Linked DNA regions of Mus musculus: region 1 is linked to region 2. Evidence: chromatin loops called from intact Hi-C (ENCODE). Cell type or tissue: gastrocnemius. All regions are shown on one strand. Each heading gives the region's core, and the rest is flanking DNA. Links, peaks and the distances in the headings are about the cores only.

Region 1 (14,455 bases), core at 7,319-12,318, 73 kb after region 2:
GAAACAGCACTTTTTAAAGACAATCACTTCAGCCAGACCAGGTGATGCAGCCTGTCATTTCAGCTACTATAGAGGCTGAGGTAAAAAGATGCCAAATATACATGAGCTACAGAGACCAGCCTGAGCAAATGAATACTTCATCCATAATAAAAAATATAAAAAGAGAGCTGGGGGGGGGCTAATCCCCATGATAGAATACCTATTTAGCTTATGCGCAGCTCAGGGACTGGAAAAGAAGACAGTCATTTCAACTCAAGACAAGTTTGTTTGTTTGTTTAATGTTTTTATTTCTTTGTTTTTGTTTTGCAGAGGGGTTGGTTTGGCTGGTTTGCTTTTTGCTTTTTTTTTTTTTTTTTTTTTTTGAGATAGGGTTTCCCCACATAGCCCTGGCTGTCCTGAAACTGACTATGTAGACCAGGATAACCTTGAACTGACTATAGCTTAAATGATAGAGTTATGTGCCTCAATGCTTGATGAAGCTACCACTGACAAGCCTCAGACCATGAATTTATACTCACAATTAAGGAACTGAGACAAAGGGAAGGCAACGACAGATTCACAGTTACCTCAGGTTCTTGGTCTTGGATCCAACCAACCGGGAGTTAAAAATAGTTCAGAAAAACATGGGGCTATGAAACGTGTACTGACTCTTTTCTTACCATCCATCTCTAAATGCTACAGTGATGCTATTGCTTAGCTAATAGTTTTATACTGTGTTGTACATGGTAAGTTATAGAGAAATGATTGAAAGCATAGGAGATAATTTTCTGGGGCAGAGATTCTTAACCTGTGGGTTGTGACCCCTTTGGAGACCACATATAAGATATCCTACACCACAGCTACTTACATTATGATTCATAAGAGTAGCAGAATTACAGTTATGAGAGAGAAACAAATTAATTTCATGGTTACCACAACATGAGGAACTGTATTAAAGGGTCACAGCATTAGAAAAGTTAAGAACCAGGGGCTGGAGGGATGGCTCAACAGTTAAGAGCACTGACTGCTGCTCTTCCAGAGGTCCTGAGTTCAATTCCCAGCAACCACATGATGGCTCACAACCATCTATATATAACAGGATCCAACTCCCTCTTCTAGTGTCTCTGAAGAGAGTAAAAGGGTACTCACATACATAAAATAAATAAGTCTTTAGAAAAAGAAAAGAAATGTTAAGAACCACTGGTCTAGGGTCTGTGCAAACATTATACCATTTCACTCAAGGGCCCTGAGAATTCATGGGGTTCGGTATCTCTGGTCAGTGCTTTCATGAGGCTACAGAGACCATTTACCACACACTGGTTCATTGAGAGATTCAGAATAAATACAACTGCTGAGTCTCCATCCATCACCTGAAGCAGCAGCATAAGCTATTGTGTAGAACCGGTCAATCCATCAACCTGAGTATTCGTCTTGCATAAATGTAACTACAAAACCAGGAATAAATTGAGTAAAACAGTTCTCCAATCTGTTTTTCTAGGGCACTTAAGTTATGCGTTGGTTATTTTCCTGGTGCTGTGACCAATTACCTGACAAGAGGCAACACAAGCAGCTGGTGAGAGGAGGGGGAAATGGGATCCCCAGAGTAAGCTAGCTAGCTCTGCTAGCCAATAATGAGCTACGGGTTCCAGTGTGAGACACTGCCTCCATACATAAGGTAGAGAAGAATAGATCCCTCATCTCCACATGCATCACATACATGGATGTACACCTGCACACAAACAGCAGTTTAAAGGAAAAAGAATTCATCCTGGTTCAGGGTTTAAGGGAACACAATTTATCATTTCAGGAAGGCGGAGGGTAGAGCAACAGGTGGCTCCATGGCCACCAGCAACTTGCTCACACATCTGTAGATCAGGAAACAGGAAGCCCTAGTAGGAAGCAAGGCTGGGTTACAATCCACTTCCTCCATCCAGATACCACCTCCAAAGAGTTCCACAACATCTAGAAACAGCACAGCCAGACGGGACCCAAGAATGGATATGTTTTATTCATACTCGTATCCCTACTTTTTAATCTCAGTCTCTAGCAAAAACTAGCAACTCAATGATCAAGGAATAAATGAACGTGTGGTGTGTGGGGTTGAAAAGCCTTTAACATTATGTAAGCCATGTCGAAAACAGATGTTTGACCACAGATGAATGGCTCAGCCTTGGACACTTCTCAGTGACATGAGGAAAACCTTCACAGGCACGTTACTGTCTTAAACAGTCATCTATGATGTTACTTTAAAGCAAACGTGCCAGACAGGGTCACACACACCTGTAATCTCATCACATAAGCACCTGGGGAGTATTGACAGGAAGATGGCTTAAAGTTTAAAGCCAGTCTTAGGTAGAGTGGAAGGAAACCTGTCTCAGTAAAACAAGCAACCAAGCATAGATACTCAAATTCATCTGTCTACGTGAAAACACAATGAGATTCCACTACTTATCCAAGAGAGTGACTAAAACGTAAAAATTAACGCTATCAAGTATGAGCAAAGCTGTGGTAACACATGGAACTGCCACAGAGACTGGGGGAAGTGTAAATTGGTACAGGCACTTTTGGAAAACTATTTGGCAGCATCTACTAAAGTTTAATATATGCTCTCTGTCCCAGCAACTCCATCTCATAATAGGAACGCACACATATGTTCAGTAAGAGACATTCCACAACGATGTTGGAGAGTGCATCAAATCATCACACCACGTGCCCTGAAAGTACACAATCTTTGCCAAATAAATATTATTTAAATTCAAAAGAAGAATGTTCCCAGCAATAGTATTCCTAACAACAGCTAGAGACAATCCAAATGCCCTCCAAGAATAGAAGAAGGCAGTGTGTCATGTTCAAGAAAGCGAGTGTCACACAGCAAAGAGGTGCTACTGCCACAAATCTGAGCCTCACAAACAGAATGCTGAGTATGGTCCCAACACAATGGAGGACAGTGGGCCTTTCCATGGATGTAACTAAATAGCATGAAACTCCCTGCAGCATCTGCCCAATGAAGGGATTATAATTCAGTGGGCACAAAGTGGGAATCCACGCTCTCCATCTTAAGAGTTCATTTTGTGATAAGTCACTGAAGATGAATTTACAACTGTGTACTCCCCTTTATGTATTTTATACCTAGTAAAGAGGTTATAAAAATATATTCAAGAGATGATACTCTCTTATCTTCCTTTTCTTGTTTAAATTGCGATCTCGGCAGGTATGTTGACACAGTAAAAGGGCTAAGAGCGATAGCTCGACAAGCAAAACACTCACCAACCAACCCTGACAATATAAGTTCCAATCCAGCACCCACATTAAGGTCTGACATAGTAGCATGTGTATCTGCAATCCCTGCAGTCACACAAGAAAACAGGAAGTTCAGGGACCAGCTAGCTGGGCAGACACAGTGGCGAGACACTGTCTGAATCCAGGCAAGGATCAACATGCAAGGTTGTCCACTGATTGCTTCACATGCACTCTGGCGCACATGTGCCCATATCTGCATCCACACATATTGGCTCGAACATGCATGCACATGTGCGTGTGCTCTCTCTCTCTCTCTCTCTCTCTCACACACACACACACACACACACACACACACACACACACACACTCACACACACACACCCCAAACACAAGTTAGTGAGTTAGTCAATCAGTTAAAATACAAGACCCTTAGAACTTTTGCTTTACTGGATGCTTTTAAAAGGACAGCTAGAAGAAAAGAGAAAAGAGGAAAGAGATTGAGTTAGTATTGAACAATGGTACTACCTGATCTATGTCCCATCAAATCCCGGCGCCAGAAAAAGAACGGGGCTCAGTAATAGAGTACTTAGCATGCAAGAGGTCCCAGGTTCAATCCCAACACTACAAAAAATAAAAATGAGGAATTCATATGCTCAAGTTTAGCTTTCAGTACCTTAGACTGTGATTCAATTAGGAAACTTGTTGAGGGGGTAATTAAGCTAAAATGGGATCATAAGAGTGAACCATAATCCAAAATAGCAAATTTGTGAGAAAATAGAATTTGGATATCATTTCCTATAAAAGAAAGGAATAGGGAGGCAGAGGCCAGCCATGTGCTACACAAGGAGACCCAGAAGAGAGCCTTCACTCTCACACACTGGAGGAAATCTTGGACTTGCAGCCACCAGAAGTACGGGAAAGACTTCTGTTGTTAGAGCCATCTGGTCTGTGGCTCTCTGCTATGTTCGTTGTAGAAAGTGTCCCGATACCTCTGCACATGCTCTCAGACCATTAGCTCCCCAAAGGCCCCCTGAATCTACCAGACTTAAGTTTTCTGGGACTGGATATAGCTCAGTTCTAGAGTGCTTCCCTACCATGTACAAAGTCCCAGGTTCAAGCCCCAGTACTGGAGGCAGAGCACGTCATACTCTAAACCCTAACTGCACATTAGGGGTGGGGTTTTAGCTCAGTGGTGGACAGCTTGCTTGGTCACCAGAGGCATGGCTTGTCCACAGCACCCTATAATAAATAAGCAGGTTTCCTTTGAAATTCCAGACTTGAGCTACCTGTTTCATGTAGTAATGTGTCTCCCCACGCGCTCAATGCTTTATTACTTCTGGTTTTGTTTGATGTTGTTGGTTTGGGATTTGGGGAAGGGGGAGTCTGCCCACCCATTTTCGAGGTCTACCTTTGTGCCATCCACCAGAAGCCAGCAATCAAAGAAAAGTTCTGGTTTTGCTAGAACAATTATGTGTGTCAAGTATAGAAAGAACACCCTCTTTTCAGAAGATAGAGAATTGCCTTCCAGCAGAGAGAGAGAGAGAGAGAGAGAGAGAGAGAGAGAGAGAGAGAGAGAGAGAGAATGAATCAGAGGGGGTGGGTAGGTGCCATAAACATGGGGGTGGGCATGCTAGAATATCAAGTCATTCAATAGGAACATTAAGTCCTCAGCTCATCTTCAGTAGTGGCATCTAGTCCCATAGCAGGGCCACAGTCTTGCCGCACTATGACTTCCTGGGCCTCCTGGTACAGAAAATGCAGTACGTGCTTCTAACATACACGCCAACCTATGCATCATAAAGAATGAATTCACTGCGGCAGATCCAACAGAAATAATTCCCAATAATTTGTCAGAATTAACCTTTTGGTAAAACATAAATTTGTCTAAGTTTAAAGCACTTGGAAGGGGCGCAGGGGTCCACTGGTATTATCCAGATGCTGCGTCAGCAAGTTGACAGTAGCGAAAAAAGACCAGTGCTGAACACAGCGACTGCCCTGTTCACTCCATCTTCAGCACCATAAACAGAAGCTGCCAGTTCAGCACAGGCAGGCAGTGATTCACCGGCAAGTACCCCTTCCATGGTTAGTCCTAGAAATGTCAAATCGTGTAATTAACAACAGACCCTAACAAGTTTGCAGTCAGGTCTATAGTAACAAATGAGGAGTTTCAGGCCAGCCTTTTCAAGTGTTCTCAGGCTTACGATTCTTAGTATTCAGTAGCCACCATCCCATAGAACACAGAAGAATCCCAGTCCCCACGGGGAGATTTCTGTGTTGGAAGCAATTACTGCACACTCGATTTCCTCCAAACGTTGGCCAAGAGCCTGCACCCTTATTGTTCTTTCCTGAAAGAAGGGAATCTGGCTAAAATCAGCACTTTCTTCTAGACATTTCAATAGTCATCACTATTCAAGATCTTTTTTAACATTAAGTTTTTATGACCAAATACAAAACAAAACTAACCCAAAGAAAGGCCAGTGAGTTTGCTTAGTGGTAAAGACATTTTGCTGAGTTAGATCCTTAGGCCCACATGGTGGAAGGAGAGAACAAATTCCCAAAAATTGTCTTCTAATCTCTACAGACAGGCTCCAACACTAGCACCTATGCAGAGTGACACAAAACCACAAAATACATAAACGAACTAGCTAGTAAAGAAGTATAACTTTTAATTTTTTTTTTTTTAAGTAGATAAGGTAGGCTTGATGGCACATACCCTTAAGTCCAATACTGGGGAAGAAGTAGCAGGCAGATCTCTTATGAGTTCAAGGCCAGCCTTATCGTCATAGGAAGCCCAGGTCAGCCAGGGACACATTAAGAAATCTGGTCTCACAAAAAGTTAATAATTAATTGCAAAGTAAAAACTTTTAAAATCTGGGATTTTCCTGATAACAATAAGAAAAAAATTTTGTGGCAACATTTCCATGAGTCCAGAAAAACCTGAAAAATCTATGTAGTTTTCACAATTTTATTATTTTACAAAATAATTTTATTATATTATAAAAACTTTAACATGGATTAGAATGCTCAATATTTATAGAATAGTCAGCATTTTTTTGTTGTTGTTGTTCTTGTTTTGCTTTTGTTTGCGGGAGAGGGCTGTTTGTATTGGTTTGGTTTGGTTTTAGTTTTTTGAGATAGGGTTCCTCTATGTAGCCCTGACTGTTGTGGAACATGCTACATAGACAAGGCTGGCCTCAGACTTACAGAGATCCACCTGACCCTGCCTCCCAGGTGCAGGGTTTAAAAGACATGCAGCACCACTGCCTGGTGAATAGTCAACATTTGTATGAAAAATACTTGAAAATATAGATCCCTGGTCAATCCAAAGACCAAAGTAGTTGAATCGAGCCTTTCCAAGACATTTCAGCCTGATTATTCTGAAACATTTCATAAAATGGATTTAAATTTCCCTTGGATATCTCACCCAAATCAGAAAAGCAAATATATTAATTTCCCTTGGCATGACTGTAGCCATCTTGAATCACAACCCTTTGACTGTCCTTGAGATTTTCCTCCACACTTTCTCAGCAAACTAGGTTTAAGGGTGAAGTTAGCAAGACTCATCTCTAGCCCTTGCAGATGCAACTCACTCCTTGGCAAGTCACTCAGCTTCCACAGGACCAGCTACCCTTGCTTGTCACAAGCCACACACTTCCGAGATGAAACCACCTTACAATGTCAACCAATATTGACATCTACTGAACTGTTTGACAACCATTAGCCTAGCCAATACAAGTGAATAGCCAACTCTTCCTTCATTTCTAGGTAGACACTTAAAAATCTGTGCTAAATGCATCAGCCCACTGCTGTCAGGAACTTCTAATGGAGCTTTACGGACAAGTAAATAGAGCTCATGGCTCAGTAGGCTGATGGCCAGGTCTCTGTATTCACAGTTGTAATTAACAATGGACTACATTAATTGGTTGGATAAATGAAGTCTCTCTAAGCCAAACACTATGGCGATGGTTGTCATCTTCATCATGCAGCCTAAAACAAGAATCTTAAACCTATGCTCAGAAGCCAAAAATAAATAAAATAAAACCATTGTGAAGAAACTTAGAATTCCTAAGTAGTCACAAAGGAATTAAACAGAGCCCAGGATTTCCATGGAACCTAGGAGAAAGGATCATTTCATGGGATTTCCTGGTTCACAAGGAGCCCCTAGACTGACCTCTGCAATGCTTCATTGAAAGACCCTCGGCAACTGTAAAATGATTAGTGAAGTTCTAGTCAAAGGCGGACGAGCGCTGCTTTCCCTACTACTGTCTTACCAAAGATGAAGGAAAACTGGGCCACCAGCACAAGCTGGAGAAGTGGAGGATGCACCTGAGGCTTGCTTGGCTTGTTTCTTTTGGGACAAGGACTCCTCGCTATGTAGACCAGGCCTTAAACTCTCAGAGGCCTACCAACCCTCTGCCTCCCTAGTACAAGGATTAAAGCATGGACCACCGAGCCCAGTTTGTTTGTTTTTGTTTAACAACAACAACAACAACAACAACAACAAAAACCTGAAGAAACAAAGCTATATACAGACACAGAAAAGCACAAACCCTTTTAGGTTCAAATCATCTACTTTTTCTGATTTTTCAGCAAATTAACTACCTTATCGGGGTTTTTGTTTGTTTGTTTTGTTTTTTGGGTTTTTTGGTTTGGTTTTTGTTTTTGTTTTTGTTTTTGTTTTTGTTTTTTCTACTCCAGGACTGAGCAGCCTATACTCTCTTAGTCTCTGTACTTTGACCATTTGTGGATATCTGTGTGAATCACCATTCACTGCAAATAGAAGTTTCTCTGATGAAGGTTGAGATATGCATGGGTCATTATGAGTTGGTTTAATCCATGACCCTCTGGAAGAGTAATAGTAAGTAGTAAGCTCCCCGCTAGGGTCTACAGCCTGTCTAATCACAAAGTCTTAACTAACAACAGTGCTGGGTCTGGGTTGCATCTTGTGGAATAGGACTCAAATCCTATCAGAAAATGGTTGGTTGCTCCCATGATGTTCATGCCAATATTGTACAAGTAGGCATGTCTTGCCAGGCCAGTTATTATTGTAGTTGGTAAGGTTCTTCATAGCAGCTTCTGGCACTATGAAAGTTAGTCAGCAATGAAGCTTCTAGGTCAGTACTAACTTGATATATCCATGTTCTGACTCAAGTATGTGATGTCTTCAGTAATATGGTCTTAATGTCAAGTTTCGGAGGGTAACTAATAGGATTGCTAATAGCCTATAATATCAAGGGGGACCTATAGGACCTCACTGGCCAACAACTCCAATTCCTGGTAATAGGCTCTCTGTTAGCCTATGGGGTCCAGTAAAAGCATTGGTACTATCCCTTTATAGGTTAACTCCATATTAATTATTCCACTTTAAGGAATTTTCTACAGTAGTATGTTTTCAAATGACTTTTTCCAAGTGTATTTAGTATTATTTAATCTCTCTCTGTTCTCCCTCCTCTAGCCTTCCATCTCCTACCCCAAAACAGGATGTCTAAATATCTAACCCCTTCCTCCCAAGCCTGAGAGATCATTGCAGAAGAAGAGGTGGGAAAACCATAGGAGCCAGAGGCAAGGGATGCCTACAAAGAAACAGTATCTTACACGCAATAATGCAGCTACACATATGAACACACAGTGGTTTCAACAGCATGTAATGAGCTGTGCAAGCTCAAGACAGATCAAATCCAAGCATGGAGAGGGGAGTCAGGTCATCAAGTCCCATCTCTAGCCTAGGAACTGTTGGAAGGTGATAGCTATGAGAAGCAGAAGACTCCGTTTGCTTTAAAAGTGTACGCCCCTGGTAAGTTGACCAGGCTCCTATGAAAGCCACATGTTCAAGAATCTATGATCAGCACAAATTAGACTGAGTGATATAAACACACACACACTTTTTTTTTCCTTTTTTCTTTTTCCTTTTCAAGAGGGCACAGCCAGGTGGTGGTAGCGGTAGTATACGCCTTTAATCCCAGTACTCAGGAGGCAGAGGCAGGTGAATCTACATGAGTTCAAGGCCAGCCTGGTCTACAAACAGAGGTCCAGGACAGCCAGGGCTAATCAGAGAAACCCTGTCTCAGAAAACAAACAAACAACACCGACAAGAAAAAACAGGACATGCAAAGTTGGATGAGTAGGAAGGATAGGGTGTGTCTGGGAGATGTTGGAAAAAAATAATGAATATAATCAACATGCATGAAATTCTTAAAGAGCTCATAAGAAAAATTGGCTTTAAATTATTTTTGCTTTGAACTGTGTGTGTGTGTGTGTGTGTGTGTGTGTGTGTGTGTGTGTGTGTATACAGATGCCCCAGGAGGCCATAAGCAGTTGTGACCCACTGGGCACAGTTACTGAGACCTTTACAAGTTCAATGTGAACTCTTTACCGCTGGGCCACTAAGTCATCTCTCTGGCCCTGACTTCAGCAACCTTAAGCTAAGTACAGTAATACTTTAAAAGAGGGGCTGAACTGGAGCAGCAGTTCACACCTACAGCCCCAGCAGCACTCAGGAGGCAGAGGCGGAGGCCGGAAGAGGATCATTCCAACTTTGATGCTAGTGAGAAGCTATCTCCAAAATGCTAAGTAGAAGAGTTAACCCAAAATTTCCTCCATTTAAACGACTGTTTCACCCAAACCACTGTGTTGCACAACTAAAAATGAGCTTCTTCTGTGTGTTTGGGGCATTTTAATTTTATATGAATATGCAAAGCAGAAAGAAACATTGTATGTGTTCTATTGTGCTTTGGTTGGTTTGGTTTTAGTTGGTTGATTTTTAGACAGAGCCTGTCTACATAGCCCTGACTGTCCTGGAATGTACTTTGTAGGCCAGGCTGGCCCCTGATTCACAGAGATCCACCTGCCTCTGCTTCCCAAGTACTATGCACAACCATGCACAGCCCAGCAGACAAAAATTACCTAACAAAAACTACATTGCTTTTACTAAGACACTTCCAAAAATCTGTCTTCAACCACTAAATCAGTAGTTTGGGGAAGTCCAGCTGTATGTATGGACCAAGATTTGGCATCAAGTAGTCAAATAAAGGTTTTTAAACATTTAACACTCGAAGAATCTTCCTTAAGCCAGGCAGGGGTGACGCATGCCTTTAATCCCAGCACTTGGGAGGCAGAGGCAGGCAGATTTCTGAGTTCGAGGCCAGCCTGGTCTACAGAGTGAGTTCCAGGACAGCCAGGACTATACAGAGAAACCCTGTCTTGAAAAAGCAAACAAACAAACAAATATTCTCCCTAATCCTTTAGGGGTTCTCAAGAGTCACTAAAATTACTAATTCTTTCCTGAGGAGTGGGTTTTGTTTTTGTTTTCAACATTTTAACAAATGGTTAAAGGACAATGACAGGACTTCTTGGTGACTCCTGAAACTGCTTTAATTCCTCAGGGCATCCATCCTTATCATGAAGATGGTCTTCCTCAGAGTGAATACCAAGCAAACAAGGACCCTCCTGCTATGCACAAGGCACGGCCATTGAGCCTGGCTAGTTTTAAGGAGCCACACTCTTAAAGAAAATTGATTTTCCCTCCTCTAGAAGCCATCCAGTTTCCAGAGCTGCTAGTTAGTTGTGAGGGCCAGTGAGCCTCTCCCCATTCCGTGTAGAAGGTGGACTGCCTCATCTTATACAGGAACCACAGCCCTGTGAATTCATAAGTACAGAAGCACAACCACACCAAGAAGACACACTCCTCCATTCCTCCCTGAAGCTCTCACACTCAGGAGGCAGAAGCAGGTGGGTCTCCAGGAGTTTCAGGCCAGTCTGGTCTACATAGAGAGTTCCAGACCAGCCAGGACCACATGGTGAAAACCTACCAAAAACTTTTTTTTTTTAAATCACAAGGAAAACAAACCAAGCTGCTCCTTTGTTGTTAGTTATGTTTCAGACAGGGTACAGTGAGTCAGGCTCAACCACAGCATTGCCAACTGTTTTTAATTAACTATGCATATCATCTCACCCCTTATGAACACACAGTGAAAGCTGAGGCAGGAGAATGATCACAAGCCTGAAGGCAGGCTGAACTACATGAGTTCCAGTCTAGCTTCAGCTATACTGTGAGACTTTGTTTCAAACAGAAAGGGAAGAAAGAAAAAACGAAGAAGAAAAGAAAAAAAAAGAATTCGTTATTAGGTTGACATGATAATTCAGGACACTCAAAATGGCCAGTTAAGGATGGACTAACATCAAAACTTGAGGGTTTTTATTATTATTCAATCACAAATTCATTCATTCTATAAACAGCTGTCTTAGTGAGCAACTTCTATGTTTCAGGTAAAATACAACGTCTGGAACTCAGGCTTTCCTGTAGGGAGTTGTGTAAGACATCCCAATCATACCACTTAACTCCTCGGTATTCAATAACTCTGAAGCTATTAGTAAAAAAACTACACAGCTCTAGCAGTTATATGAAATATGGTGGGGGGGGGGTGAGGTCAGCAACAATCTAAGAACTTCACTGGTTGAACACAGGAAGTGAGTTAGCTTAAAAAGAAACTGCCTTGCCACCTCCAATCCCATCACTTAGGAGGCAGAAGGATGTGCGTTTCTGGGTCAGCCTGGTCTACATAGAGAATTCTAGCCCAGGAGCAGTTTCATAGTGAGACGCTGTCTGAAAAAAAGAAAAATAAGACAACTAAACTGCCTATTAACTTTAATCAGAACAAAAGTCCAAAGTTCAGTTCCACGGTAGTGGTGGTGATGACCACCCTCCACCCCCATTATTGCAAATATCTGTTCAAGTGACTCTTATAAACTCTAATGGTGTAATAAGGCTTTAGGTGATATCTAGCAACACTGTAAACACTCACGAGAAAATGAGCTTCACAATAAATCCATAAAATATCCTCTTCCTAGCTGAGTGTGCAAATCCACACCTGTAACCCTGGCAACTGGCATGCAAGGGCAGGAAAATCAGCAGGTTCAAGGTCATCCTTGGCTACAAAGTGAGATCATTGTTGAAAGACATGAGGGCGGGTAGCAAAAGAAACAAGGGAAGGATTAGATAGAGAAAAAGAAAACAGAAAAGGAACTATTAGGTAGAGGAATGTTTGCCACCAGCCCAGTCTATTGAGCCTAAATCCCACCTATTTCTCTGTGGCTTCTTTATACATAAAAACAAACTCTATTTCCCAAAGAATATGATCCCACAGTTGCTGTTCAGCTGAAGTCCCAATAAATACAGCAAGGTTCTGCCTGAGTGAGAGCCAGGCTCACAGTTTCAAAATTGTATTTCATGGAAGATTTGAGCAGAAGACACTCTGCATTTGATTCAGAAATCCCGGAGCACTGTCACTTAGATACCTCAGTGCAGGAGAGCGCCTGCCCCGAAGTCCTATCTAATTAAGACATCAAACCACTGCCTAGACCAACTGGCTCTTCTTGTTCTGCCAGATGAGGTTTCTTGGTGCGTCTATTAATATTCCAGCCCAGTGCAGGAATTGCTACATTAAAAACCTGGTGTAAATCTAGCTTCAAGATGCAATAAACTGAGACAGAAGTAAGCCTTAGGGGTATCAATTCTTCTTTTGCAAATAAATGCCACAATCTTGCCGGCCTCACTTCTCTTCCAATAAAAATTTAAATACCAATCTTCAGGCTCTAAAGTTCTGAACCAATGAAGAAAGTCAGTTTGAGCAGCTTGGGTATGTGGCGCCTGCTGTGTGCAGAAGTCTGCTCACTGTGAAGACTCCAGGGACAAAGAAGAAGGCCTTGATCCCTAGAAAGTACACAACCCAGGGAGGCTGGGGAGTAAGGCTCACAGCACAAACATGAGGAACTGAGTTCAATCCCCAGTGCCCACAGAGAATAGCAGTTGTGGAGGCAGGCACTTGGAGCCCAGCATTGCAGAGGTGGAGAAGGGTGGATTCCTAGGCTTACCGACCGAGCTGGATGAGTATGCCCCGGGACAGTGAGAGACCCTGTCTCAAAAAAGACCAAAGGAGGAGATACCTGTCCAGAATAACAACCAAAGCTGACCTTTGGCCTACACACAGAGAGAGAGAAAGACAGACAGACAGACAGACAGAGACAGAGACAGAGACAGAGACAGAGAGAGACTCACAACTCACAAGTGCATGTATGCACACAAAGAAAGTGTACAAGTCTGCAGCCCAATTATTTTGTTGTTGTTGTTGTGACAAATTAAAGTTTGTAGCTTAAAGCATCAGAAAATTGTCTTCCAAAGGACAGAGAAGAGTCATTCTTTGCACTCCTCCCCACCCCACCCCTACCTTCCAGTTAGCAGTGACAGCTTTGGACAGTCTCTGTATGACCCTTGCACTTCTCTGGGAGGGTAGTGTTCCTGCCCCTCTTGTGTGAAGATCCTGAGACTAGGCATAAGGCCTACCCTAGGCAACCCAGGACGATCCCGAAACTTCATCTCATCTGCAAGAACCGTTTTTGTGACTTTTTTGCTTTTGTTCCTGCAATTTGGTAGTGGTAATGCAGACTCAGCCTAGGCCACACACATGCTAGGCACATGTTCGACCCTTGAGCTATAACTCCAGTATGTTCTGGGACTTTTGAGACAAGGTCTTACTAAGTGGCTCAGGCAGTCCTTGAACTAATGAGTCTCCTGTCTTGGTCTCCCTAATAACTCACATTACAGTCTTGAAGTACCAGCTCATTGTTTTTCCAGCTTGCAAGTGTGTGTGTGTGTGTGTGTGTGTGTGTGTGTGTGTGTGTGTGTGTGTGTGTGTGTGTGTGTGTGTGTATGTGCACTCATCCAAGAGAGAAAGAGAGAGAGATTGTTACATAGCCCAGCTGGTTTTGAACATGCAATTCTCCTGCCTGTAGACTGGATAATGACCTCCTCAAAAGACTAAGTCTTAACTCTGCAACCTATCCAATGGAAATATAAGGAAAATAGTAGTCGGAGCAGTGGTGGGGGGTGGTTAATATCTGTAACTGCAGCTACTGCAAGGGAAGACAAATTTCCATTGTTGTTGTTGTTGTTTCTCCATTTTGGTTGCATTTCTCAGCTGGGGTCTGTCTTTTCACAGCTGAAATGAAAGCTTCCTTAAATCCTAAGAGCCCGGGCATCATGGCTCACACCAGCAATTAATTCCAGCTCTCAGGAAGGTGGTTATGAGCTGCAGGTCAGCTTAGGTTACAGAGTAAGATCTTAAAGACACAGGAAGGGCTATCTATACAAAGTGGAAAAGGGTTTAGGCTAGAGCTCCTCAGGGCTGCAGCAGCCTCTCTTTCTCCCTACCATCAGAGCTGCTGAAACTACCATCAGGTG
Region 2 (17,583 bases), core at 6,175-11,174:
AGAACTTGGTGCATTTTGTAAACAATCTCCCATGCTGGGAGAATATGGTGAGAAAATTGGAATATAAAGAATGTTAATAACTTGTCTCAGGTCACTGGTCAGCTTCAGTGATAGATCGAGATGTAAATGACTAATTCTAGCCCACTGATCTAACACATTAAGCATATAACTTTCAATTAATAATTGGGAGAATTCTTCTATTTGAGGGCATGACTGAGGAGGCTCTTGATTGGCTATTCTGTCACATTCTGGTTTTGCTCTTTTTCTGCTTCCATTGTGACCTACCCTTTATCAGTGAAGGTGAATAACCATTTCCACACAAGGTCACCATGCGCTCCTGCGTCTTCTGGCATAAGATTAACAAAGCAAAGCAAAGCGCATGCCCACAAACAGAGGTCCAGCCTAACCTTTCCCAGCATGGGAAGCAAGAAGGTTCTCTAGAGCCTGTCAGAGAAAATTCTCTTTGCAACAATCTCATTGTCCCCAATCCTCAATACACTGTCTCATGCATTTTTACGGAAGTGTGAACATATATACACAGGTGCCTATGTTTATGTGTGGGTGTGGATGTGCAGACCAGAGGTTGGATCTCTTCCTCCATCTTTTCCTATCTCATTTTTTGAGATAAAGTCTCTCACTAAGCCAGGAGCATATAAATTTGGCTACGCTGATTAACCAGCGAGCCCAGTGGCTCTTCATGTCTCTACCTCCTCAGTGCTGGGATTACAGGCAAGTACTACTATGCCTGACTTTTACATGGGCACTGAGAATTTGAACTCATGCCCTTATACTTGCCAGGCAAACACTTTACTGTCTGAGCAATCTCTCCTGCCTCCTTCATACATTTCCTTAAAAAAGAGAGAAAGAGAAAGACAAAAAAAAAAAAAAAAAAAAAAAAACAGGCTGGGCGCACGCCTTTAATTCCAGCACTCGGGAGGCAGAGGCAGGCGGATTTCTGAGTTCGAGGCCAGCCTGGTCTACAAAGTGAGTTCCAGGACAGCCAGGGCTAAACAGAGAAACCCTGTCTCGAAAACAAAAACAAAGCAAAAAACAAAAAACAAACAAACAAAAAACCAAAACAGAGAGGGGTGGGGAGGTGTAATTTATTTTTATTTATGTGTGAGGTAGAGGTAGGGTTGCCTGAGGAGGCCAGAAGAGGTTTTCAGATGCCATGGGGAAATTTGTGAGTCACTTAATAGAGGTAGAAGTGCTGGAACTGAACTCCAGTTTTCTGGGAAAGAAGTAACCACTCTTTATCACTTATCCATCTCTCCAGCCCCATTCATTCATTCATTCATTCATTCGGATGGCTTAGATCAAGCTGGCCTAAAACTAACACATAGAGGTCAGAAGAGAGCATCAAATTACACCTGAAACAAGTTACAGAAAGTTACAACCTACCATGCTGGCCAACTAGGCAATCAGAAAAAGCATCCAGGGCCCTTACCTCCTGAGCTACCTCTCTCGCCCAAACCCTGCACATTCTTCATAGGCAAGTGTCTCCTCTTCCCGTTATTCTTCTGTATGTTTTTCATTTATGTTTATTTCATGTGCATTGGTATTGTGCCTGTATGTGGGTCTGTGTGAGAGTATCAGGACCTCTAGAACTAGAATTATAGACAGTTGTGAGATGTCGTATGGTTACTGGGAATTGAACCCAGGTTTTCTGGAAGAGCAGCCAGTGCTATTAACCTCTGAGCCATCTCCTTAGCCCACTCTCCATATTTTAATTGTCTCTTCATAGACAGCATTCATACTTTCTATTTGCCTTTGCTCCATAAACACATACTCAAATGATTACGATATTCACTGATGAAAAGAAGTTCATGGTGCATTTGGTCCAAACCTGCCACCCCATCTGCACGGTCAGCTGAAAAAACTACACCCAACTTCTCGAATGATTTTGGGACAAAAATCTCACTATTAAAAAACAAAAGCAAACAAATAAGCCTACTCCGTTGAATGTTTCAGTTGTGACAACTCCCACAGCTGAGCTGGGCTCTCACATATGCATTTGTACGTCTACACAATTCTGTCCCCTCCATTGATCTATACAAGAAATAAACCTTCTCTGAACAAACAAGTCTTCCCAGAGTTGGGTAGCATCCCATTAGGCATCCCCCTTCATGGCCTCTGCTCTATGCTCACATACAGAGAGCTTTTAACCCTTTGTCATGGAACATGGATTACACTTCCTTCACCATCTGAACAAAATCTCTGATTTGGTACTGTCTAATTATCAATTATGTCATACCCACGGAGATAATGATAACATCTACATAGAAGACTAAGAAAAGAGAGAAGGGTTAGGGACAGATTCAGCAACCCAGCCTAGGGTAGTAGGGATGGAGGGTACCTAGCATCCCCTAAAGGTCATGCAAGGTACCCAAGTGGAAAGCTCCGCATGACTTGTACTGTTTAATCCATTAACATCGGGTTCCTAACATTTCATTTGTTCTGTCCAGATCATCTCACTTCTGTCCGGACCGTCTCACTTCAGTTTGTTTATTTTATCAAACACTCTCGAAGAACTAAAGCTAAACCCACTTTTTCTCTTCCTGACTAGAGATTTATCTATTCGAAGCAGGACTGGACATATCATAATGTGATATTTCATTCAGTGCATATTTTTGGTTACATGTATTTACTTAATTGTTTTATACACATGCCAGGACATACATGCGGAAGAGATATCAACCTGTAGGAAGCAGTTCTCTCTTTCCACCATGTGTGTTCTGGGGATGAGACCTGGGTCTTTAGGGTAAGCAGGAAAGTGGCCTTGACTTCCTGATCCATCTCTGCAGACCTACATACATAATTTAGATTTTGTTTAAATAGATTTCTTAATTAATCCACATGTGTCTGATTCAGTTTCTCAAAGGGTCTCCAATTTGGAGAACGGAGATATAGATCAGTGTAGGTAGAGGGTTTGCCTAGAATGTTAGAGAGCCTGGATTTGATTCCTATCTCTGTAATGTATCAAATGTAATGGCCACACTTATAATCCCAGCACTTCTGAGGTAAAAGCATAGAAGCAGAGGAGCCTAAATTCAAGACCTTTAAGGAAAAACCAAAACAAACCAACCAACTTACTATTCTGTCAGTAGCAATGTGTCAATTAAGCATCAAAAAATACACTGCAGGCTGGGCACACAGTAGGGCTTCCCAAAAGTATGTGGCGTCAGTATTGGCAAAGTCACAGCTTAGAGATTTGTGCTTGGCTCTAAAAAGGGACGAACCTCACCTGAAGAGGAAGTTTATCTTTCTGTCTGTTTATCCCTACAAACTCTAAACAGGCGGTCAAGCTGGGAAACCAACCACAAATAAACCACTCTAAACATATCTAGAGGTGGGGTGGGGGAGGGGGGAGTCTTGGAATCCCTCCACCTATCAGAGTTACTCAGCCCAGCCCCTTAGCTCTCAAGTTATAAACACTATTAAACAGCACTGCATGGTTTTACTTAAACTAGGGTTTGTTTTCACATTAGACTTTAACATTTAATAAATTTCCCATCAGAATACGGTAGAAAACGGAGTGTTTTTATTTTGAGTACCAAAGTCAAGCTGTGTTGGTGAACAATGGTCCTACCCATTATTCAGTCCCAAGGAAAGGGCAAGACTCTTGGACTCCCCTAATCCTCTTTCTGAGGCTGGCATTCCTGGGAATTCTGGAAATTTACATATTCTTTCTCGACCACAAAGCTGTCACGGGGCTCCAGCCAAACTCTTGTCACTGGCCTCCAGATTCAAGCTGATTTATGTATATGCCACTGAGCCGAGAATTCACCTTGGAGACACCGGCTGTGCAGTGGCAACCCTCCCACGGAAGTCAAAGCAACCCCTTCCTTTCCTGAAGGTGAGGTGGTACTGTTTCTCCTCCTCTCCCACCTCTCCTGCTGCAAGCCTGTAAATTTAAAACTCGACACATTAAGGAAAAGACGGCTCAGGCCCCTCTGGATCCAATCCATTTTTAAGTGTGCTCTCAGAGCTTGGCCACTTTACAGATGTTGGAGGAATGAAATATGAGGAGAGAAAGGGGAGTCTGACATCAGCCAAGAAGCAGATCTGTGGAAGGGGAGATGCTGAGGACAAATATCAAGGCAGGATGCACCATGCAAACTAACCAACCAGATGGATACAATGCTGTAGAACAATAGACGGCCTCTCTGTCCAATCTGAAGGTAACAGAAACTTGCAATTGGGGGCAAGACAAGCTTGGGTGGTAGAAGGCAAGCTAAGGGCTCTAAGGCTATTCTTACTTCATCTTTATGCTCATTATGCCTACACGGACCATGTAAGTAAGGAAGGGTGATCTTACATGAAATGTAAATATAATCTCACCACACTGCCTGAATTCTGTCTTCCTGCCTCTATGAATCTGAAAAAAATAAAATAAAAGTGCTCCATCTTTACGCAGGCCCACTCCACATCAGCAGCCAAGACTCTTGTGTGCCACTAACCCATGAGCCTGGCCAATCCTGGGAGACTTTAATTCTGTAGTGATAACTTGGACAGTATGAAGGATAGAAGGGTTGGGGACAAGAAACACTTGTCTACCTCACACTAATATAAACAAAAGGAATAAAGAAACCCAATGCCCAAGTCTGATTTATACCCACTTGAAAAATAAAATAGAAAAATCAAACGACCAAGCAAGCAACCAAGGTGCCTGACAGCCCAAGTGTGATTCTTAGGACCCACATGGGAGAAGATGGCTTTCAAATTGTCCCCTGATCCTTATGTATAAGGAAAAAATTATTAAATTCGAAAAGTCTAGGGTTTGGGTCCATGATAGTGGTCTTGCCTAGTATTAAGGAAGCCATGAGTTCCTCCTACCCATGTTTAACAAAGAATCAACTAACAAAAATGTCAAAGAAGACAACGGGAAAGAAATGAAAACAATGTCAGATTAATATCTAATAATGGGCCAGATACTCAATAAATTATCAAAATTAACCTTTTTAAAAATTAACAATAAGTACCCTTATCAGAGGCAGAGTGGGAGGGTAAAGAACTCTGGGAGGGAGAACTGGGAGGGGGACGACATTTGGGATATAAATAAATAAAATAATTAATTTTTAAAAAGTAATCAATAAATTGAACTTTGTCTCTCTCCTGCAGTAGGAATGTGAGAAGGCGCCCATCAACTATTATCACATAAGCCTCCCCCAAGACCATGACCCAAGGGCATGAGCAATGGAAATAGATGATGATGCCCAACAGTTAAGACAAGTCACTTCCCAAGTAACAGGTGCTGTCATCCTCTGCACCAGCCCTTGGCACAGAGAGGCCAGAGGCAAACATGTGAGCTCAGAATGGTGGTGCCACATGACAACCAGACAACCACCATGAAGTTCTATAAAGAGACAGCGTTGTAGATGGCCTAGTCAGCCATCACTGGAAAGAGAGGCCCATTGGACACGCAAACTTTATATGCCCCAGTACAGGGAAACGCCAGGGCCAAAAAGGGGAAGTGGGTGGGTAGGGGAGTGAGGGTGGGTGGGTATAGGGGACTTTTGGTATAGCATTGGAAATGTAAACGAGCTAAATACCTAATAAAAAATGGAAAAAAAAAAAAAAGAGAGAGACAGCGTTGTAGGTAGACGTAGTAAGGAAAATACTCTTGGCCAGCTGCCTTAGCAAGACATAGGATCCAGGCCACGTTTGACCAAGTACGGGTAGTTCTCAAATTCTCTCCGCTCTCTAGTGAGGTGAGGCCTAACTGTGCCTTCATCTCTTCGGCTATCTGTCTTTGCTGACCACTGACCGTTAATGCCTCTCCATTCTTTTCAGAAGCCTTGCTGTTTCACAGGTGTGTCCAGGACTGTATCATTTTACATTTAGAAATAAACGGATCTATTTTGAACTGCTTGGCTACAAAACATGGGACTATCTGAGCTTGGACGAGTCCTTTATAGTTTTCTCAGGTTCCTCTACTTAAGAGAAATTAAAATTTAATCTTCTCATTGACCCATTTTAATTTTTCTTTTAAGAAAGGGAATCATGCCGTATAAAGTTGCATGGTGCTGTCCAATGCTGTCACACAAGAGGATGCCAAATGGACTGGGCATAAAAGGATCAGGCTTCCTACTACAAAGTCATGAACAAAAAGAGCCCCCTCCCACCAAGATAACTCAAACAGTTAAGAGTGACTCTGCACAGCTCTGGAAGGTTTTGTTTCTTAGATTACCAAAGTGATTCACTTTCTGTAAACAAGATACTAAACACCACTTTTTTTCTTTTCCAGAAAGCTTCATTTAATTCTCTGATATATCCATTCTGTTAAAACACTTTTCGTTTGCTTTAACTTTATAATTATAAAGACATACTATTCTTGTTACAATCCATAATGATGTCTACCCAGATTTGGTGGTGGGAGGGGGAATTTGAAATATTTGACTCCGACATGTATAATCTGAAAAGGAAATAGCATCATATACCATGAGCCATAGGACAAAGTTTCAGACCATATCTGCAGTGTGGGCTGTATCCATAAAGCTGTGGTGTGTGAAAGCACACACTGGTATTTATACAACAAAAATCACTCCCCAAACCATTTCACAGATCAGTGATAGAGGACTGTAGGAGGCAGAGCAGTAGAACAAGGCCTTTAGAAAGTTGAGAGGAGCCGGGCAGTGATGGCACATGCATTTATCCCAGCATTTTGGAGGCAGAGGCAGGCGGATTTCTGAGTTCGAGGCCAGCGTGGTCTACAGAGTGAGTTCCAGGACAGCCAGGGCTACACAGAGAAACCCTGTCTCAACCCCACCCCACCCCCCAAAAAATTGGAATGTTGGTAATTCTCTTTAAAAAAAAAAAAGGTTCTTGTACAAAATCCTACATTACATCTTCAGCTCCACTCACAATCAGAGAACAAAACAGCAAACTGTGTCTTGACGTCTTGTGGCAAGGAGGTTTCCTCAGTTCTCCACCAACAGTGAAGCATGTTCTACTGAGACACACACACACACACAGAGAGAGAGAGAGAGAGAGAGAGAGAGAGAGAGAGAGAGAGAGAGAGAGAGGGAGAGAGAGAGAGAGAGAGAGAGAGAGAAAGCGCACGCAAGGGAGCTGGGGGAAGCTGGCCCCTCTATGAAGATGAGGAACAGTTGGGAGCCAAGGGCCACCTGCAATGACTGAATATGTACGAAGACGGAAAGGCAATGGGAGAGGGCAGCTTTCTCCTTGAAGACAATGTCTTGCTCAAGCTGCAAAAGAATTCATTGCAGGGCTCCCTCAGCAAGCTGAACCTGCTTAGTGCCTTAGTTCCATTGCCTTACAAAACAACCTTGCCCCCTTTTTTCTTACCCTGCTAATGACAAGGGCAAACAGAGGGGCTGTTTCACTTTCCTCCCTCACCCCACCCCATCCACACCTCTCTACACCATCACTCTTGGGCAACTTTCTCCTTTGAACTCAGTTTCGAGTTTTACATAAAGGTCTTCTGCCCAGAGTGAAGAACCATAATTGACTGGTTTTTCTCCCTAAGGATTTAAAACAGTCTGAGACCCCTAGCCCAAAGGAACAAAAAGTATAACAAAGAATGTATACTTCTGTGCCATTTCTAGTTCGGGCCTCTAAAGCAATCCTGAGAAAAAACACAAAACTTGTAAGTGGGGGCCTCTGAGTTAGGGTTAGGAGGAAAACGGGAAACTATTTCTCTTGTCACCCATCAGACCTGCAGTACTCTTTTTTACAGGTTGTCCTGGAAGCTGCAGCTGCGTTTCTCTTCAGCAAAGGCACTGGCTAAGTACAATGTAAACAAATGTTTACATTCTGCATATGCTATTGGTTTTGCTCTCTTTCTGGGCAACAATTCTGAGACACTTGTTCTTCGTTATCAGAACAATAACTGCCCATCTGAACAGCTACAACAGGCTCCTGTGCCAATATTTGATGAATAAATTATGCTGAATCACTTTACACTGGGCTCCTGATCTATTTTCACACACACACACACACACACACACACACACACACACACACACACACACCCCTAATGTAGTTCTTACTATTTCACGCCTTTGAAGGTATTTATTAATTTATTTATTTATCTATTTATTAATTTATTTGGAGATAGGGTTTCAGCATGCAGCCCTGGTTGGCCTGTAATTCTGCATACAGCAGCCTCTACCTTCCCCCCACCCCCAAATGTGGGATAAAAAAAAAGCATGCACCACCACACCCAGGGATATTTTATTTTAAATGTTTTGGTTGATTGGTTGCTTTGAAACAGGGTTCTCGACAGACCTGGCTGTCCTGGAGCTCACTATGTAGACCAGACTGGCCTCAAACTCAAGAGATCCACCTGCTCTACCTCCTGAGTGCTGGGACATGCTCCACAATGTTCAGCAAAGGTTTTGGGAGGGGGGAGTTGGAGGGACACATGAAGGTACACATGGCTGGGGATATCCATAGAGTTCCAAGAGGGCGCGGTATACTCTAGATTATAAGCCACCTGCTGTGGGTGCTGGGAACCGAATCCTTTTTCTAGAGCAGCAAAAGTTTTTCTAGCTGTGTTAGCAGCCGAGACATCTCTCTCCAGCCCCAAGGATTTTCTTGTAAACCAAGGCCTCTCTGATGTAAACTCTGCTTGATTAATTAGCACCTACTCTAGCTATTGTGAATCTTGCTCATCTTTTGTGGATCACCTTAAATTATATTTTATTCCCTGATAGGATCCTTCATCCTGCACACTCTGACTGAGGAATTCTTACTGCTAGTTATCATTCTGTCATGCCAATATAAATTCGTTCACCTGTACTCTTGTCAACCCCTGTGTGTGTGTGTATGCACATACATGTGTGCACACTCAAGAGTTTGGGTATGTATGGGGGGGGTTCATGTGTACATGTATGTAGAGGTTATCTTCAGAAAGGCCACACTGAGGTAGGACCCACTCACCTAGAGATTACCAATTAGGCAAGGCTAGCTCTACTGCCCCAGCACTGCAGATTACAAGCGTGTACCACCATGTCTAGCATACTTATGGAAGTTGTAGTGACTGAACTCAGGCATTTCCACTCCACAGTAAGTACTTTATTATCTGAGCTGTCCTCATAGCCTTTATCCATACCTTGAATGCTTTCGATACTCGAGAATGCTCTCCTAATTTGCCTGTGGCCCCCTTGTTCTTCGAAGGAACAAGGTTGTCTTGCCTCCTGCTTTTCTCTCCTTACCATACACCAGGCAATCAGCCAAAGCTTCTTGAATGAATGAGTGAGCGAAACCAATGATCACGAGCCATGGCATTTGAAAGCGAGCTTTGGAACCAGCCAACCGTGTGCTAAGGTGATTTTCCTTCGGAGGTTCCAAAGGCTTCTTAAGCAATTCCGCTAATTAAAAGGAGAAAATTGACTTGAATGTGGGGAAAGCAATAAATACGAAAGAGTCGCCTCATGTTGCACTTAGTATGTTCAGAAATAACACTTAATCAAATATGACCCAGCAATGAAAATATGTAGGATAAGATTTTGGTCTACACATCTCAGAGTTCCATAGTTAGAGGTTACTATGGCCTAGGCTCACGTGCACAGAGTTTGGTTTCCCTTTGCTTATGTAAAGCTGTTGTGTTTCAGAGTATCCCAGAATGCAGCAGTGAGGGGTTTCTTCTAGGTGAGCTTCAGTAAAGATACTCTCAGTCCTGCATTGATGGTCAAGAGCTCAGGGCACAGCAATAGCCACCTCCCACCCCCACCACCCCCCATGACAATCACCCCTGACCACAGAGCTCAGGGCACAGCAACAGCAACCTCCCACCCCCACCCACATGACAACCACCCTTGGCCACATGCAAGCCTCTCTGTTCACCCATGAATGTGTTCCTCACAAACATTTTATACATGCCACAAGGTGGAAACACATGAGAAGTAACCAGAATACCGGAGTGAGTGAGTCTTCTACTCTGCAGCTGGGCCCGTGCACAGAAGTGCCACCCCTCCCCCAGTAACAGATGGGCAAAATAATCAAAGCCTGCTGTAATATAAAACCAGAAAGAAAGAAAGAAAGAAAGAAAGAAAGAAAGAAAGAAAGAAAGAAAGGAAGGAAGAAAGAAACCCAGATACAATCCAAGAGACAGAAAGACAACTAACAGGCCTAAAATTGGAGTATTCTGCATGAGTAGTTTATTTATTGTGGGAAAAATACGTATTATTCAACCTGGTCTCAGAATGTCTCTTGGGGACTGAGGTGGTCTTCATTTAGGAAAATCTCTCTATGAGCTGTTTGAGGGCAAGGGGAGGCAAGAGAGAAGGAAGACAACCTTTATGGGCCAGCCTCTTATAATGGTATGAAAATTTGAGAACAAAGGGGGTTGGGATGAGAGAGAAAAAGAGCAGGCAATTTGCAAAGCCACGTCTGGGGATGAAAAATAGCCCTGCTAGCCAAGAATAGCGGGATGTTTACTCTGCCATTTAAAATTATTCTTAGTCCTGGGATTTTCACTCTTGACAAATGTGGGTAAAATCTCCACACCCATAATCTGTTGTGTGATTTCGACTCTTTTATCCAGATTGCAGAAAGTCTGTGTTTGAGTGGGCACAGCACCGAGAGCAGGGGCTAGAGGAAGAAATAAGACACACAGAGGAAGAAAGGGGCACAAAAGGAGACCTGGTCAGCAAACCCTGGGAAGACAAAGAATTCTTCACAGAGGATAGTAGAATTTTACATACATCCAAAAATGTATGAAATCAACATGTAAGGAAACCTGGGCAAGATCCTAGAGGTCAGCAGCTGCACTCCGAGGTACAGTGTACATGGAATGTGAATACAGAGGTGTTATGCACGCATGAAGACACGTGTGGCGTATCATAAAACATGTCTGTATCATAAAAATGAGGGGCTCCTGAGCTCTGGGAACCCGCTTTGCAGGATCTGTCCCCTTAGATCCTTTTCTTTGGGTATGGTCACAAATCCACCAGACCCTGACCTAGATAATAAAGAAACAGGGGCTGATAGTTAAGTGGTAGAGAGCCTGCTTAGCAGATACAAATTCTGGGTTCATGGCTTAGTGCCACAAAATAATTTTTTAATTTGATTAATTGTATATAATAATTGTATACATACTTTTGTCAGAGATGTCGTATTTTCATAAAGCTACAAATTAATCATAAAGAAGCTCTCTTACGTATAAAATATGCAGACAGGAATGTCTCATGTAATTACAAAATTGTTCTTCCCAATCTGTGTATCTGGGCTGTTTTTTCCTGTCCTTAGAGCTGCACTGACTATTCTCAGTATTAACTGTTATTCTGTGTTTAATGGGTGGCATGTGGCTGGTGGTTGGGTAAGCACAGGGCCACAGTTTCCTATATAGACCACGATCCTAAGTTACATCCTATATCCGTCACACACTTGAGACTGCAAAGGCTGGGGTCCTTTATAAGAATACTGGATATCTGCTCATCAAGTTGCTTATTTTAGTTTTAGTGTGGGCTGGTGGCTTTCTTCCTGAGATTTGAAATGATGGGACAAATGAATTGAGATGCTTACCTAGAAGAAAATTACAGTGTTTGTGCAACTCTTGACCAGAGCACCTTACTTGTTAATATGTGTACTACTAAAATTCCCTTTACAAAAAACAGAACTTTTGTTAAATGACTCTAATGCCTGATCCCATTAAATTCAACCACAGCTGATGGTGTCAAAAGCTGGCAGGGAAATGGTTAAGATCTCTACTTCTGTCCTTAATTATATTTAAATTAATTTTAGCATGCAGACTGAGTATGCTCACAGAGCTATGGAATAATCCACTGTTCTAAGAACCACTAATTCCTAATTGACGTAGTAGCTTATAATTGTATTTTCATAGTGTTTAGTAAAAACATTCAGCTTGTTAAAAAAAAAAAATTAAAGGCCCATAATATGAAACTTATGATCAAAGAAATCAGCTGAGATCTATTTGCAACACATTTTTTCCTTTCTGAAAAGGGGTGGGGGTGGGGCACTCATCGTCTTATTTGGGTAACACAAAGGCAATTTTTAAAGCTCGGGTACATGTGCAAAGTTGTACAAAAGAACAAAGCCTAGTCTTTGTGGCAACACGTTCCTTCTCAGGAAATACATCTCACTAGATAGGCTCAGGATCCTAGCACTTTGAAAATGTGTCTTATATCCCTGCATTGTACTAAATCTAGAACACCCGCCCGCCCGCACAAATGGAAGCTATCTTTGAAAGCAAAAGAAATAAATTACTTTCCGCAACAAAAAATAATAAAGAGAACTGTAGAACACAGTTACATTGAAAATAGTAGCCATGGGCAAGAAAAACGAGGAGACAGAAAGGGCCTCATTAAAAATTCAGAGGATATTGGAAAAGGCAAATTCGGTCTGCTCACCTCCAGCAAAAATGCTGAAGGATATTTGATGAGTATAACACACAAAACAATGCCCCTATGAAACTTAAAAGTTGACATATTCTGGTATCCTGAGTGTAAAGATAAAATCCACTTATTGTATGTAATATAAGCTTCATGTGGATCAGTGAACACAGATCACTAAAGGAAACAAACTATGGGTTAAGCAGATGCTCAAAGCCACAGGTCTGGTGACCAACAGCCAAATGGTAGTAACATACACCATCTCTGTGTATGCCACATTCCTGAGTGGCCTTCACAACTGTAAGACACCCCTAAAACTACCCCATCAACACAGATAATAATCAGAGGCCCTGAAAGTTCTTCTGGTCCAGTCCTGAAGAGGCAGCTTGATCACACCTAATCAAAAAGTCCAAGTAACTTCAGATTCAGAAACTTCTCAAACATCAACATGACACTGCAAATGGGAAACTCCCTACTTGCGGAATGAGGGATGGTCAAAGAGGTAGGTACACAAACAGTATTGTAAAAATCATTTCAGGCAGCTGGACACTGGTGGCTCACACCTTTAATCCCAGCACTTGGGAGGCAGAGGGAGGCGGTTTCTGAGTTCGAGGCCAGCCTGGTCTACACAGTGAGTTCCAGGGCAGCCAGGGCTACACATAGAAACCCTGTCTGGAAACAATAACTTATTATTATTACTATTATTATCATCATCATCATCATCATCATTATTATTATTATATTTCAGGCTACATGTACAATGTACATATAAAATATGAGTGAATTTCATATTGTTGGACTTGTGTCCCATCTCCAAATATCTCATAATGTATATGTTCATAAATGTTTCAAAGTCTGAAAACGTCATTGTGTGAAACATTTGTGGTCCCCATGCTTTTCAAACGAGGGATGCTGGGCTTGGTGTTCTTGCCCGCCCTTGGCTTTCTCTAACTCCTGAACACACTGCTCTCTTCCTAACTCCCCATCCCCCACCCCTCAGCTTTCACCTCTGTGCCACCATGCAAGGCAGTCTCTCCTGTATGACAGTTCCCTATTGTATTTTATCCTAAATGGACCCAGAATAAAGGAATGCTTGCGTTACAGAATACAACCTCACAAGCATTGGAGCTGCTCTGTATAGGACACTGAAAACAGAATGTTAAATACTGTGAGGTACGGTAGTACCTACCCATAATCCTGACACTTGGGAGGCTGCAGCAAGAAGATCCTGAGTTTGAGGCCAGTCTGAACTATATAGCAAAACAAAAAAGAGAGGGGGTGGAGGGAGGGAGGCCCTCTGCAAAGAAAAACTGTCTGAGGATAAATATTTTTAATGCTATAGAATTTACATAAAAATATACAAGTCACTTGGGGGCAGGGTCTCATGTAGCCCACGCTCACTTACAACTTTCTATGCAGCTTGGGATAAACTGGAACATATGGGTCTCCTGCCTCTGTGTTCCTGAGATGACAAGCAAGCCTCACCATGCTAGATTTGTATGGTGTAGAGATTAAACTCAGACGAACACTCTACCAACTGAGCCAAGGCTGCACCAAGGCAGCTCTGAGAACCCATTCTTTGGAACAGTAGCCAGGATACAGGGAGCTGAGCTTGACTACAGGATCCTTAATCCTCTCACTCTCTAGAATGTTCCTCTGGAGGAAAAAAAAATATTTCCCCAAACAACCTGGTGTCCTTGGGTTCATAATTTACTGATACATTTTGAGGATAATACATAAAATCTATTTTATGTGATATACCGACCTCTACAATCTGAGTCAAATAAAACTCTTAGGTTCTCTGTGCCTCTTCAGTGGTGAGGCATTATGGATTATGGCTCACATCCACTGAGGTCTTACACATACTTTACTATTAAAATACAGAGACTAGTGTGTACCACACTATCTACATACAGAGCAGAATGTGACCCCAGGAAGTCAGACCAAAACGTGCATGCTTTTGGTACCAGGAAAAGCATGTCAAACGGTGTCCAACTGCTACTGAAGTCACTGTGGGAAAAGCAAGAACCAGCCTGGCGACCTCACACAACCTCATCTTATAAACTGAGAATTCCTTCTATGCTGAGCTGTTGAAAGCCAGACTTAGGCTGGCTGATAAAACATTCTTATGAAATTTCAATTATTCAAAAAACCAAAAACCAAGTGAGCCTTGCTGAAGTTGTAAGAAAACTAAAGTGGGAAGGTGAACAGAAAGCTTGCCTATTTCTGAGACATCAAATAACCCAGGGTGCGAGCCTCCAGCCTGGGACTCTCCATGGAACTTTCAATGGGACAATAGGGTTATCATAGCCTGAGCTGTTATCACAGATGAGTTCCTCTAACATCTGGACAAACTGACAGATTCTTCATTCCTTGTCTCACTTCCTCTTCAAAGGCCAGTATCATGTTCAAATATTTGGGACTTTCTAAGATAGTTTTCCAATTATGTGGTATTTCAAAAGCCACCTTATTAGCAGAAGTGTCAGTCACTGAAATGTGGCTCAGCAGGGCTGGACCTCACCCCCATGTCCAAACCTATTTTGTCAGAAACACTTCATTCTAGATATCGGCTACACATCTGGCAATTCTAACTTAGAAAGGAATTCTCCGGTTGTCCTCGTGATAAAAAGAAATCACTATTAAAATATTTATAAGGTACTGGATTTCTGTTGTGTGTGTATGGGGGGGGATATTAAGCGCAATGAGAGGAGTGGGGAGAGGAGGAGCAAGAATGGAGAGAAGGGCAGGAGAAAATAACTAATTAGATCGCAGGTTTTAACAGTGGCCATGTGGGTAAGTGTGTTAAATGGTAAGGATCCAAGGGCATCGGTAACACAGACAAATCAGAAAACCCCTCAAGGAGTATTGCACATCGATGTAAAATGAGCGCCTGCCACCTGAAGTGACCATCCTAAATCAATGCTTGTGCTTTTACAAAGTGTCCATATAGTGAGCTGGCTCCCAGCAAACGCAGCAGGAATGGCAACCGAGCACATAAAATACTAGTCTCAGGAACATATTAGAAGGGCAGTTTTTGGGGGCTTAGGAGGTAAAGGTACTGTGCCACCAAGCCTGGTGACAAGTTCAATCCTAGGGACCCACAGGGTGAAGGAAAGAACAAACTCAGCCCCTCCCTTACAACCTTTCTCTCCCTCTCTCCCTCTGTCTCTCATAACACACATGCGAATAAATAAATGCAATATAAAACTTTAAACAACATATTCTAAGTTTCCATTATATATAAGTATATATAATGCATATGTAATATACATTCGTGTATATAACAACATATTACACACACACACACACACACACACACACACACTATAGGCCAACAGACAATGTGAGCTAAGATGGGAGTACAAATCTTATAAATGAGAAATAAAGATATTTAACAATACACATAGAGATATACAATTGCATAAAGGAACAGGAGCACAGATTTCAACCCTGAGAAGCAGTAGCAGAAAGTATATGCTTACCACAAAAATATAGAAGGACTCTCTCCTTCCTCGCTGTCTAGAAGGGTTTGCTCCCAACACCTTGGAAAACCAAGCCAACATCATCTAATGAAGCTCACATCCCTGCTTAGTAATCTGGTTGGGAAAAGATAGCAGAGAGTCAATTTACTCTGTGCTAAAAGAGGGGCCACAGTCCTGTCACTCATCTACAAGGACAAAAGCTGCATATATCCTGATTCTCTCCAGATCCTAAGATAAAAATTAATTAAGTTTATCTAGGAGAAAAAAATAAACAGGAAAACACTCAGGGGTATGGGATAGGGAGAAGGAGTGGACAAGAAAGGAAAGATAAGAGGTCAGGGGTCAGGTATTGAACCACCTGCTGTATGCAGGACTGAGGTGTCATTTCATGGGACAACTATGAGAGCTGCAATGACCTATGGGAAATGTAGTTTTTACATAGAACCCTCAAGAATCACCTGCTGAGGGCTGGTCCCAGGATTGCTCTTTTGCAGTTGTATGCTGGCAAAAAGGCTTTCTACAGCAGAATGGGTAAAGCGGTCCTCAGAAACAGCCAACAGCATCTGGAACTTGGTGAGAGCTAGGAGGATCTAAGATCCACTCCAGAACTCCAGCCCAGATGTTCCCTGACTGGAAACGGATAAGTGGCAGCTCGTTTACACAATGTAATACTCCAGGGTAGTCCAAGGGCTACTGAAGCTGCGTGCCCTACTTCACACACAATGCTCACCTAGCAAAGGCATTGCAGCCTGTTTGTTTTAAAAACACATTTTAATGGGAAGAAAAGGAAAAAAAAAACAAGTTTTATCAGAGGCAAAGTGTGGGAGAAGTGACTGGAGATGAAAGAGAATAGATGGATGGAGGGTTACAAGCAGGATTTTATTGATCTTTATTTCATAAATCTACGTACACTCTCAGTATGAAATATTTTGTAAAAATTGTCCGAGGAAGGGCTAGAGAAAGGACTCTGGATAAGAGTATATATGGCTCTAATAGAGCCAAATTCTGTTCCCAGCACCCAGGTGGGGTAGCTCACAACCTCCTGGAATGCCAGCTCTAGGAAATCCTACGGCTCTGGTCTCCTTGGATTCTGCACTCAAGTGCATATGTCTACACACACACACACACACACACACACACACACACACATAGACACATAACTAAAAATAATTTTTAACCTCAAAGGATTCACAGGAATAACTCTGAGCAGAAGAATAAAGGAATTTCTTTTCTCTGATGCTTCTTTTTATCTGAATTATTTATTTCCTTATTTATTTTGAGCTAATACCTCTTTCTGAAGTCCGGGCTGTACAGGATAGCCCAGGCTGGTCTCAAATCCCGACGTTCCTGCCTCAGCCTCCGGAGTACAGGATTAGGGAGGCATGTTACCACACTCTGCTTTCTCTCCTGTACTTTCCACAGTAAACATGCACTTCTTTTATATTAATGAGACAATTTAAAACCAAAGGCATCCCTGACAAAAACTCCTTCCCTTCCACTCCTCCTTCTACCATGTGACATGCACAGCCAATCTAGAAAAAGTGGGAATCAAAGCTACTTGATTCCCCATTGTAGTTATTAACTTTACAGAATGATCCCTGGCTTGCTAATTCAAGTACACATTTACATTTGCCCACAGGCATTAACGGGGAGGGGGAGGGGGGGAAGTAGGCCAATTCTAAAATAAATCATCTGGTGGGCAATTAAATACTTGATACAAGTTGAAGGGAAGGAAAAAAAAAAACCCTAACACTACAGGTTAAATCCTATTAAAACAGATTTCT

Evidence for each region. Peaks named below come from ENCODE experiments on the same cell type or tissue, not always from the same donor. Only the 100,000 strongest peaks of a DNase experiment are listed, where the experiment ranks them.
Region 1: a loop joins it to region 2, with 5 times the contacts of the local background. A loop is called at or near these places in 2 of 42 quality-filtered maps.

The regions. Positions count from the first base shown.
Region 1 is chr13:28,854,802-28,869,256 of GRCm38, forward strand. The region is part of intron 2 of 2610307P16Rik (RIKEN cDNA 2610307P16 gene); the gene reads right to left. Among named protein-coding and RNA genes, the nearest start is that of 2610307P16Rik, 23 kb to the right of the region's middle. In gastrocnemius, for the core only: no CTCF peak of the experiment used is centred there; no DNase peak of the experiment used is centred there.
Region 2 is chr13:28,783,445-28,801,027 of GRCm38, forward strand. All of the region lies in intron 2 of 2610307P16Rik (RIKEN cDNA 2610307P16 gene), which reads right to left. Among named protein-coding and RNA genes, the nearest start is that of Mir6368, 81 kb to the left of the region's middle. In gastrocnemius, for the core only: no CTCF peak of the experiment used is centred there; DNase peaks (open chromatin) are centred at 9,216 and 9,909.